2 separate regions of the Homo sapiens genome follow, and region 2 is linked to region 1. A link is an interaction called in ENCODE POLR2A ChIA-PET data of the cell type or tissue named here. Cell type or tissue: B cell. All regions are shown on one strand.

Region 1 (5,000 bases):
TTGTGGGGCCTCCCGCTGGTCCCTCCCGTGTCCTCAAGGCTCTCTCTTGTCACCTGGTTGGGACCCCAGGCATCCACCCTCGCCCTCACCCCGCCTCTGTCTTCCTCAGTTATCCAAAGCAGCAGTGACGTATGCCCAGTGAGCAGGCACAGGACAACCCCTGACCCTTAAGGAATATAGTCGGGACATACGGCTGTAATGCTGTTACAGTTCTCAGTTCTCAGAGGATCCCAAGGCAGACAGGGTCTAGGGTCCCTACTTGGTGCCTCTGTCCTCCATGACCCTCGCGCCTGGGCCCCGATCGGGCAGTCAGGATTTCCAGGCACTTGTCCTCCTCTCCAAGGCCCCTTTGGATGGCCTTGCTGTCAATCCCAGGACACCTGAGTTTTTTGTGTCCCAAAGTCTCAGCCCTTTCTCCTTCCCCTGTGCCTGGTGTCCCCAGCTCTTGGCCAGTCATGGGCCGGGGCCTCTGCCCGGTGACCCCATGTTGGTGTCAGCGAGCTGACTGGCCTCTGTGCGTCCTCGCCATTTTAAAACAGTCATCCATGGAGTCACGTGTCAGACATGAGCTGCATGTTTACATAAACCATCTCTTTTAGTCCTCAAAATCTCCACAGGAGAGAAGTACTGCTGGCCTCCCACTGTTTCTGAGGAGGAAACAGAAGCTTGAGAGAAGAAACTGCTTCCCCGAGGGAACTAGGACATTACACCACCCTGAAGACCCGAGGAAGAGCCTTCTCTGGAAATGTGGCTGCTGGAACTTGTCTCGGGACATCTCGGGAAGCATCGGCAGCCTCACGTGGACGTCAAAAGGCAAGGCCTTTATGACCCAGGAGTGAAAATCCCAGGAAGAGGAGAAAGATGAACAGACAACAGGGCCAGTGAAACATGAAGATCAGCCAGGCAAGGCAGGCTTGCAACAAAATGAGAACCTTGGCGGGGCTGGTGGCTCATGCCTGTAATCCCAGCACTTTGGGAGGCTGAGGCGGGCAGATCACAAGGTCAGAAGTTTGAGACCAGCCTGGCCAACATGATGAAACTCCGTCTCTACTAAAAATACAAAAAATTAGTCGGGGGTGGTGGTGCATGGCTGTAATCCCAGCTACTTGGAAGGCTGAGGCAGGAGAATCGCTTGAATCCAGGAGGCAGAGTTTGCAGTGAGCCGAGATCTTGCCATTGCACTCCAGCATGGGGGCTAGAGCGAGACACTGTCTCAAGAAAAAAAAAATGAGGAGCTCAATTCAATGCTGAAATGAGGATCCACTTTGGAGGGAGCTACAGCAGAACTGAGTCCAGAAAAGAGAACCCGTCTCGAATGCAGAGGAAGTTGACCAAGGCATGAAAAGCAAGTCAATAGATAACGGCGGATCCTGTGGAGGACAAATTTAAGATTGATGACTACAGCAAGGGTGAGATAAATCATAATTTTAAGTGAAACCTGTAGCACTTTCTATCTTCTTAATGGTGGCAGAAGAGTTAATTCATTCAATAAGTATTTATCAAGCACTCACTACATGCTAGGAATAGTTCTAGTATAGATGATAAATAAGTCAATATAAAAATGTATATTTTCAAATACCTCAGGGCTGGGCATGGTGGCTCACACCTGTAATCCCAGCACTTTGGGAGGCTGAGGCGGGCAGATCACAAGGTCAAGAGGTCGAGACCATCCTGGGCAACATGGTGAAACCCTGTCTCTACTAAAAACACAAAAATTAGCTGGGTGTGGTGGCATGTGCCTGTAGTCCCAGCTACTCGGGAGGCTGAGGCAGGAGAATCACTTCAACCCGGGAGGCAGGGGTTGCAGTGAGCTGAGCCGAGATTGTGCCACTGCACTCCAGCCTGGTGACAGAGTGAGACTCCGTCTCAAAAAAATAAATAAATAAATAAATATAATATAAAATCAGGTAGTCACAAGTGCCACAAAGAAAAGAAAGGAGGGTAAGGGGTTAAAGAGCAACAGGTGAAGGGTGGGGTGACTATTTTTCTGGGGTGATCAAGTGAGGCCTCTCAGAAAGACTTTCTTCTATTTGGCAAACCCGAAGTGGCCTCTTGCAAATCTGACAGACACAATTAGACCCGGAAGCTGATCTCGAAGGGCAAAGTCAAGATGAGAAGCGAAACCATCCTGCAATAAGCAAGAAATCATGCCTCCCCAGTGCACAGACATTGTTAAAATACTGATTGATTTTTGTGCTTTTTCTGGTCAGGGTTAGAGAAAGAGATGTTGAGCCCAAGGATGTCTGACAGGAACATAAGTCATTAGGAATGTCTGGGACAGGGCTGGAGCAGGTCCCAGAAACACGACACAGGCTAAGGAGAAGGAAGACCCAGAGACTGTGTTGTCAGACCGTGGCTCATGGGCATTTGGTGCAGTGAAACTCGATATTCAATTTGAAATTTTCACTTTTCTGCTTTGAAATTCCCCTGGGATAGTTTAAACCTTTGTAAGTTAGGACACTTTTAGCTGTTAGAAAACCCTAACTCAACTAACTTGAGCAAAAAGAAATTAATTAACTCACAAAACAGAAAATCTAGAGGAGGGCAGATCCCAGGTTGCTTCATTCTGTTCAGCAAATTCAAGGGCATCATCCAGGACCCAGGTTCACTTCTCCTTTCCGTGTGTTGGCCTCACTCGCCAGCTACCTCTCCTCATGGTTACAAGGCAGCAGCAGAGACCCAGCTATCACATCCTATGGCAGCTTCCAAAGGTAGGAAAGAGGCTATCTTGGCTGGGTGCGGTGGCTCACACCTGTAATCCCAGCACTTTGGGAGGCCAAGGCGAGCAGATTACCTGAGGTCAGGAGTTCGAGACCAGCCTGACCAACATAGTGAAGTCCCATCTCTTCTAAAAATACAAAAATTAGCCCGGCATGGTGGCAGGTGCCTGTAATCCCAGCTACTTGGGAGGCTGAGGCAGGAGAATCACTTGAACCCAGGAGGCGGAGGTTGTGGTGAGCCGAGATCATGCCATTGCCCTCCACCCTGGGCAACAAGAGCGAAACTCTGTCTCAAAAAGGAAAGAAAGAAAGAAAGAAAGAAAGAAAGAAAGAAAGAAAGAAAGAAAGAAAGAAAGAAAGAAAGAAAGAGGCTATCTTATCCCTATGTCTGTTTTTAAGACAAACAGACCTTTACTAGAAGCCCACAAAGCCCTTCTCTTCACATCTCATTGGTTACACTTGCATCCCATTCCCCAGTCTAAACTTATCGGCTACATGGTGCATGTTGATGTTAGTTCTAGACCGCTTTGGGTAACAAAGACAGGAAACAGGCCCATGATCTGGGGCAAGGTGAACCAGAAGGCTCTGGAACATGGAGAAACAAGGACAAAATGGCTAGTGGGGATGGGGAGAAAATAAAGACAGTCATTTGGAGGTAGAGATGACAAATGGCATGGATACTCTTTCCAGAATTCTCTGACAGACTGGGGAAGGGATTAGGGATCTTGCAGCCACACAAGAGGGAGGGGCTGCTCAGTCACAAAGGCATGTGTACCCCAGGGGGCTAGAAAACGGGGGGAGGCTTGGCTTTCTCAGGGGATTAGAAGAAAGATGCCAGAAGAGCTGGAATAAAAACTTACTCAAAGACCTAACAGAAGAAAGGTCTTTTGTGTCAAAGAACAGAGTTTGCAAAGTGAACAAGCCGAACACATTGCAGGTACTATCAATGAAAGGAAAATGACAACACTGGAAAAGAATTCCCACCGGCTTCAAAGTAGAAAAAAAGAAAAAAATGGGTCGCCTCTATAGGAACCAGCACAAGTTTGGCCTTGGATTTTGTACTCGGAACTATTCATAACGCTACATTCTTTTTTTTTTTTTTCTTTGAGACAGTCTTGCTCTGTCACCCAGCTGGAGTGCAGTGGTGAGACCTCAGCTCGCTGCAGCCTCTGCCTCTCAGGTTCAAGCGATCCTCCCACCTCAGCCTCCGGAGTAGCTGTGACTACGGGCATGCACCACCACACCCGACTAAGTTTTGCATTTTTAGTAGAGACGGGGTTTCACCATGTTGCCCAGGCTAGTCCCAAACTCCTGACCTCAGGTGATCCACCTGCCTCAGCCTCCCAAAGTGCTGGGATTACAGGAGTGAGCCACTGCACCCAGCCTGTAACACTACATTCTTGAAGGTAGTGCTGTACCTTTTACAGGATTTTGAGCGAACAGTTGGTTCCAAGAATTTTATATCTATCAAATTACTCTTGAATGTGTAGACAACTAAAGATGTTTTGAGATATTCAGAGGCTTGGAAAATAGATCTGTCCATATTCTGCAGTAGACAGAAAAACCAATTCAAAATGCAGGCTTCTAGAAGGTGAGTGTCAGAGCATAAAGGAACCCCTCCACCAGCACGGACCCCCTTGGGGCCCATTGTCCTTGGCATGGCTGTGGAGCCCACACAGGGCAGCCCTGGCCGTGCTAGGCTTCTATGCCCTGAACCTTTTCTGTGCCCCTTGTTGTGCAACTTCAGGAAGTGTGTTAGAGCCACATCCTTTGCCCGGCGGCTCAGACGGAATCTTTACTTCACTCAGTGACCACTCAGAACAATAACAGCTGCCACTCGCTTCCTGAGCTTAATAACAATGGCTCAACCGTTCACCTCCCGGATGCTTGTGACGGAACAGCTTTTAGAAAGTTGTTTTGTTTTCCCTCTCCAAAAGCCATGTCGCCCGGAGATACGTGACAGCCACCGTCAGGGACCAGGGACTTGAGTCACAAGTGTCTCTTCTTTAGAACTCACCGGAATGGCTCAGACCACTGGATTTTTTCTTCCAAATCGGGAAAGAATAATGAAAGGGTCTATGAGATAGATATTTTCTAACTCTTCATCTAAACTTGCATGAAAACCTGGGAGTGTGGCTGGGCATGGTGGCTCACGCCTGTAATCCCAACACTTTGGGAGGCTGAGGCGGGTGGATCACTTGAGCCCAGGCGTTTGAGACCAGCCTGGGCAACATAGTGAAACCCTATCTCTACAGAAAAATACAAAATTTAGCTGGGCAT
Region 2 (5,000 bases), 200 kb before region 1:
TCCGGTCGTGACTTCCTGAGACAATCCGCGCATTGTCCAGCAGGAACTTAGCAGACAGCACTTTCCCACTGTGTCCCGTGAGTGTGTGCTAGGAGAGAGAACACAGCCAGGGTGAGCCTCAGGGCGCCAGGCCCTGCCTATGCTGGCAAAGTATCCACAGCATCCTTACCTCCAGAGTCAGAGTGTCAGACCACCCTGAGATCCGGCCAGGAACACTCAAAGCGATAAGACAGCAAAGGAAAAAGAAACAGGTCAGGCACAGTGACTCACGCCTGCAATCCCAGCACACTGGGAGGCCAAGGTGTGAGGACTGCTTGAGCCCAGGAGTTCAAGAACAGCTTGGGCAACACAGTGAAACCCCCATCTCTACAAAAAAATTTTTTTAAAAATTTGCAGGGAGTGGTGGCATGCGCCTGGGGTCCCAGCTACTTGGGAAGCTGAGGCAAGAGGATTGCTTGAGCCTGGGAGGTTGAGGTTGCAGTGAACTATGATAGTGCCATTGTACTCCACCTGAGTGATAGCAAGATCCTGTCACACACACACACACACACACACACACACACATCCCAAACAGGACAAGAAGCAACAATTTCATTCACTGAGTCTTATCCAGGGGCCATGTATCTCATAGGAAGCCTATCTTTGAGTGTTGGCCAAAGGTGAGGTATCAAGACCAAAAGGATAAAACTCCCACTAAAAATAACATTAAAAACAAAAATTCAACATCACTAGCACCAAGCTTCACGTGCTCCCCATCCTCAATCTTGAATTTGAAATCAGCTCTACCACAGATACCTGCTGTACTGTTTTTGTAATTTTTCTATGTCTGAATTATATCAAATTAAAGAATTTTTAAAGCCTCGATGTTGCGCCATGCTGCTGAAAGTCAGTTCCATATTTAAAGTCAGACTAGACAAGGTCACCACAGGCATAATTTACAAAAGGAAACATCAGGACTCCTTATGTAAACAATTAAAACCCCTGGGGGATTTTCAATCAGAGGTCTCAGCTTGAACAAGGCAGATCATAGCCACAGATACCAGCACTCCCAACAATCAAATCCCTTTGTGACTAAGCTGTTGGATGCCAACCAGTGTCTTCCCTGAGCTCACGGAGGAACACAGAATGAGGGACATCACGGAGTGTCAGCTGCCCTTCTGCCCATCGCAGCACTTCTGAAGTGCGATGGAGGAGAGGCAGCTGGGGATAACTGGGATGCCGGGAGGGGATCTGAGGACTCAGACCTTTTACCATTCATCATTGACCTCTATGCAGTGCATGATCAACATTTTTCTATGTGTAAAACACCAGAGGTTCAGAAGGTATTCACTGATGTTTTCTTTCTAATTAGAAAATGCAAGGGTTGGCAAAGTGGCTCACACTGGTAATCCTAGCACTTTGGGAAGCCAAGGTGGGAGGATTGCTTGAGCCCAGGAGTTTGAGACCAGCCTGGGGAAATTAGTGAGACCCTCATCTCTACAAAAAAATTCGAATTAGCTGGGTGTGGTGGGTACTTATAGTCTCAGCTGTTACAGGGGAGGCTGAGGTGAGAGGACTGCTTGAGCCCAGAAGGTCGAGGCTGCAAGGAGCCCAGATCATGCCACTGCACTCCAAACCTTAGTTCCCAAAGATGAGACCTCATGGTTCAGGGTTAGATTTTTTTTGTGTTAACATTTTTGAAACCAATCCTTCCTCTATTTTCAGTGGGGTTAACTCCACTTTAGCACAGAAGCGAAAACTTCGGACCACATATACTCCCCTCTCAGCTTCAATGAGGGAAGCTTGTATGAGTTCTCAGACTGCCTTATCCCACATTCAAACCTCTGAAACTGGGACAGCATCTTACAACTGCTGCCAGTCGGGTGCCGGCTGTGCTGCGGTTGTGTGAAAACCTCCCACTGATCCTTCCGTAAGATCAAGAAAGCTCCAGTAACAAAGCCTACACTAGATACAGTCCATGAATAATGATTCCATTCAATATAAAACATCCACTCTGCACAAATCATGGGCAGAGACAAAACTTGGGTAGGCTACTTCTTAAATTCTATCTTTTTTTCTTTTTTGAGACAGAGTTTCACTCTTGTCACCCAAGCTGGAGTGCAGTGGCGTGATCTCAGCTCACTGCAACCTCCGCCTCCCAGGTTTAAGTGATTCTCCTGCCTCAGCCTCCTGAGTAGCTGGGACTATAGGCGTGTGCCACCACATCCAGCTAATTTTTGTATTTTTAGTAGAGACGGGGTTTTACCATGTTGGCCAGGCTAGTCTTGAATTCCTGACTTCAAGTGATCCGCCTGCCTCGGCTTCCCAAAGTGCTAAGATTACAGGCATGAACCACTGTGCCCGGCCTTACATTAAATTCTGAATAACTATTTTATCAAAATTTCAAATTTGTATTTATATTCACTATCTGTTTCTTTCTTAATGTTAAGAGTAAAATCACATTTCACAAACACAGGGTAGAAAAAGACATTGTTCATAAGTGGGATATGGCAAGTACAGATGATCCTCAACTTATGATGGGGCCAGTCTTGACAAACACATTGTAAGATGAAAATACCCTACATTGGGGACCATCTGTATATTCATTTTTACATACTTCACAGGAACATGTTAATCTTTACACAATTATACTCTTCCTAAAAATTTATCCATTACTCTTTTAAGCTTATAGCGTAAGCATTTTTTCATGTGATAGCTGAAAATTCATGGGCTTTGGGGTTCCACTGATTTGAACACCCTGGGTCTCTGTAACATCTGTGAACAGGAAACATCCTTGTGCTATCTTAGTACGGACTCAGCAAGATGAATGGGATCAAATCTCTTCCTTGTTGCACCTCCCTTTCTTTAAGAGTCTGTCACAGATGCTGTTGCAGTGAACATCTATGAGCACACAGCTTTCTTCTCTTGACTTATTTCCAGGAATGAAACTGCTGAACTAATGGAATAAGGGAAAGGGACGTTTTGTTTCTTGGCTCCTCGTACGTATTGTCACCTTGCTCTTTACAATGTTTGGGCTTGGCCAGGCGCGGTGGCTCATGCCTGTAATCCCAGCACTTTGGGAGGCCGAGGTGAGCGGATCACAAGGTCAGGAGATCGAGACCATCCTGGCTAACACGGTGAAATCTCGTCTCTACTAAAAATACAAAAACTTAGCTGGACGTGGTGGCGGGCGCCTGTAGTCCCAGCTACTCGGGAGGCTGAGGCAGGAGAATGGTGTGAACCCAGGAGGCAGAGCTTGCAGCGAGCAGAGATCACGCCACTGCACTCCAGCCTGGGTGACTGAGCGAGACACTGTCTCAAAAAAAAAAAAAAAAAAAAAAGTTTGGGCTTCTGCTCACCTTATTCTCAGTGAGAATAAGCTGGAGCTGCCTGAGGCTGACTCACTGTCTCGGTGCTTCCAATGGTATAGAGCTGGGCCTCCTACAGGCATTCATTCACCTCTATCATTTATAGAGTCCTTTGAAATGGATCAGATTTAAAATTCTTCTATCTGTTAGGTGTTTCTGAAATTCATTTTTATGATTAACAACACTTTTAGGTTTCATCTTCTACTTTTAAACAGGGATTAACAATAGCGGGGCAGCGGGTTTAGATGTCATCAAGGCCGGGGCCTCAAAGTGGGGAGGCTTCAAGATTTCTCTGCTCCACTGGGCTCTGCACAGACTATCTCTGTGCCTCATGGCAGATAACGAGTGCCGACCCCTATTTCTAAACACAAAATTGCTCATTCAGGTAACAACTTAATCATGCAGCTAACATAACACCAACCAAAGACAGCCGATTCCAGAAGAATGCAGAACTCAAAGAGGAACATTCCAAACAGAAACCATCACCTAGCAGCCATAGCCAATCCTCACTGTGGCCACTTCACCACACCACGAGAGAAGTGGGCAGGGGGGTTCTCAAGCAAGTTTCTCAAGTCAAATCTTACCAAGCAGCCAGGCAGTTTTGTACTGACTTTAGATTTTTAACGGAGGCATCACAGAGGACTCCTTTCAATGCCAGGTTGTTTCTAGGGTGCATTTACAAAAAGGATGTTAAAGCAAGCACTCAACCAGCTGCTTCTTGTTTGCCAGTCTCTCCCAACACCATTCCCTTGTCGTAAGAGCAAAGGAGACACCGAACAGGGCATGGATGTCTGTGAGTTTCACAACATAGATGAATGGATTCCTGTCCTCCAGTACCATCTGTTAACTGGGGTCTAAAAAAAAGCCAGCACTCCCTAGAATAAGGAGCCTATTTTACTTTCTGGAACCTGGTAAGGTTTTCGGGAGACTTCTCTGGGTGCAGGGAATCTGCTGAAACAGGCCTCCCAATCTTCACACATTTACCAAGTAACAGGACAAGGTTATGAGCAGGCCAGAAACTCAAAAGCCAACTAGTCCAGCACAGGAGGCTCCTGCCCCAGCACGGCATCATCAGAAGCAGCAGCCCAGCAGCCTGCGCCCTGCTCCAGCATACTGAGAACATTTCCCCAGTGAGACCTGTGTGCCAGCTCAATGTTATGACCTTCATCTGTCAGTCTAGCTCCCTGCTCTAGGTCCCCTTCTTGTTATTTCTGACCCAAAGGCTGATGCCCACCTGTATAGGACTCCTCTATTACCAATTAAAAAATATCCTGCACTACTGGTTGACTCAACTTCTTCCTCTTCTCCTCTAAGGGACTATCATAAAAAAAAGGCTGTAGGCCCCTCTTCAATAATTGGTCAGTTTTACTGTATCTCAGTCTAGAATAAAAGATCAATGGATAGATAAATCACAGTATACCACAGGATGGATTAGAACGTAGCCATGAGTACCGGCTAGGCCATCTTTTCCATGTGTACAGTACAGAACTACAGGGCTTCAAATGACCCTATTCAAGCATCTGAATTGGTGTGCCCCATGGCAGGCTCTCTAGCAGTGCACTTCCCTAGTCCGTCATTAAGACAAGAACATAGGCTCCTCAGCTCTCACAACATGTCCTTGTCATCGTCAGGGCTCGTTATTTTGCATGTTCG

The links. ChIA-PET counts read pairs that join two places held together with the same protein. Peaks named below come from ENCODE experiments on the same cell type or tissue, not always from the same donor. Only the 100,000 strongest peaks of a DNase experiment are listed, where the experiment ranks them.
Region 2: POLR2A ChIA-PET joins it to region 1 with 7 read pairs; 7 of 35 experiments call an interaction of 5 or more read pairs at or near these places.

What each region holds. Positions count from the first base shown.
Region 1 is chr2:233,084,209-233,089,208 of GRCh38, reverse strand. All of the region lies in intron 2 of INPP5D (inositol polyphosphate-5-phosphatase D), which reads right to left. Among named protein-coding and RNA genes, the nearest start is that of INPP5D, 26 kb to the right of the region's middle. RefSeq lists enhancers at 1-418, 4,336-4,385 and a silencer at 4,376-4,670. In B cell, no CTCF peak of the experiment used is centred here; DNase peaks (open chromatin) are centred at 2,098, 2,598 and 4,648; H3K4me3 peaks cover 2,656 bases; H3K27ac peaks cover 4,933 bases.
Region 2 is chr2:233,284,942-233,289,941 of GRCh38, reverse strand. ATG16L1 (autophagy related 16 like 1) reads right to left here. Exons shown (of 18, transcript NM_030803.7): 13 at 1-88. It also overlaps SCARNA6. Among named protein-coding and RNA genes, the nearest start is that of SAG, 20 kb to the left of the region's middle. RefSeq lists an enhancer at 757-1,258. In B cell, no CTCF peak of the experiment used is centred here; no DNase peak of the experiment used is centred here.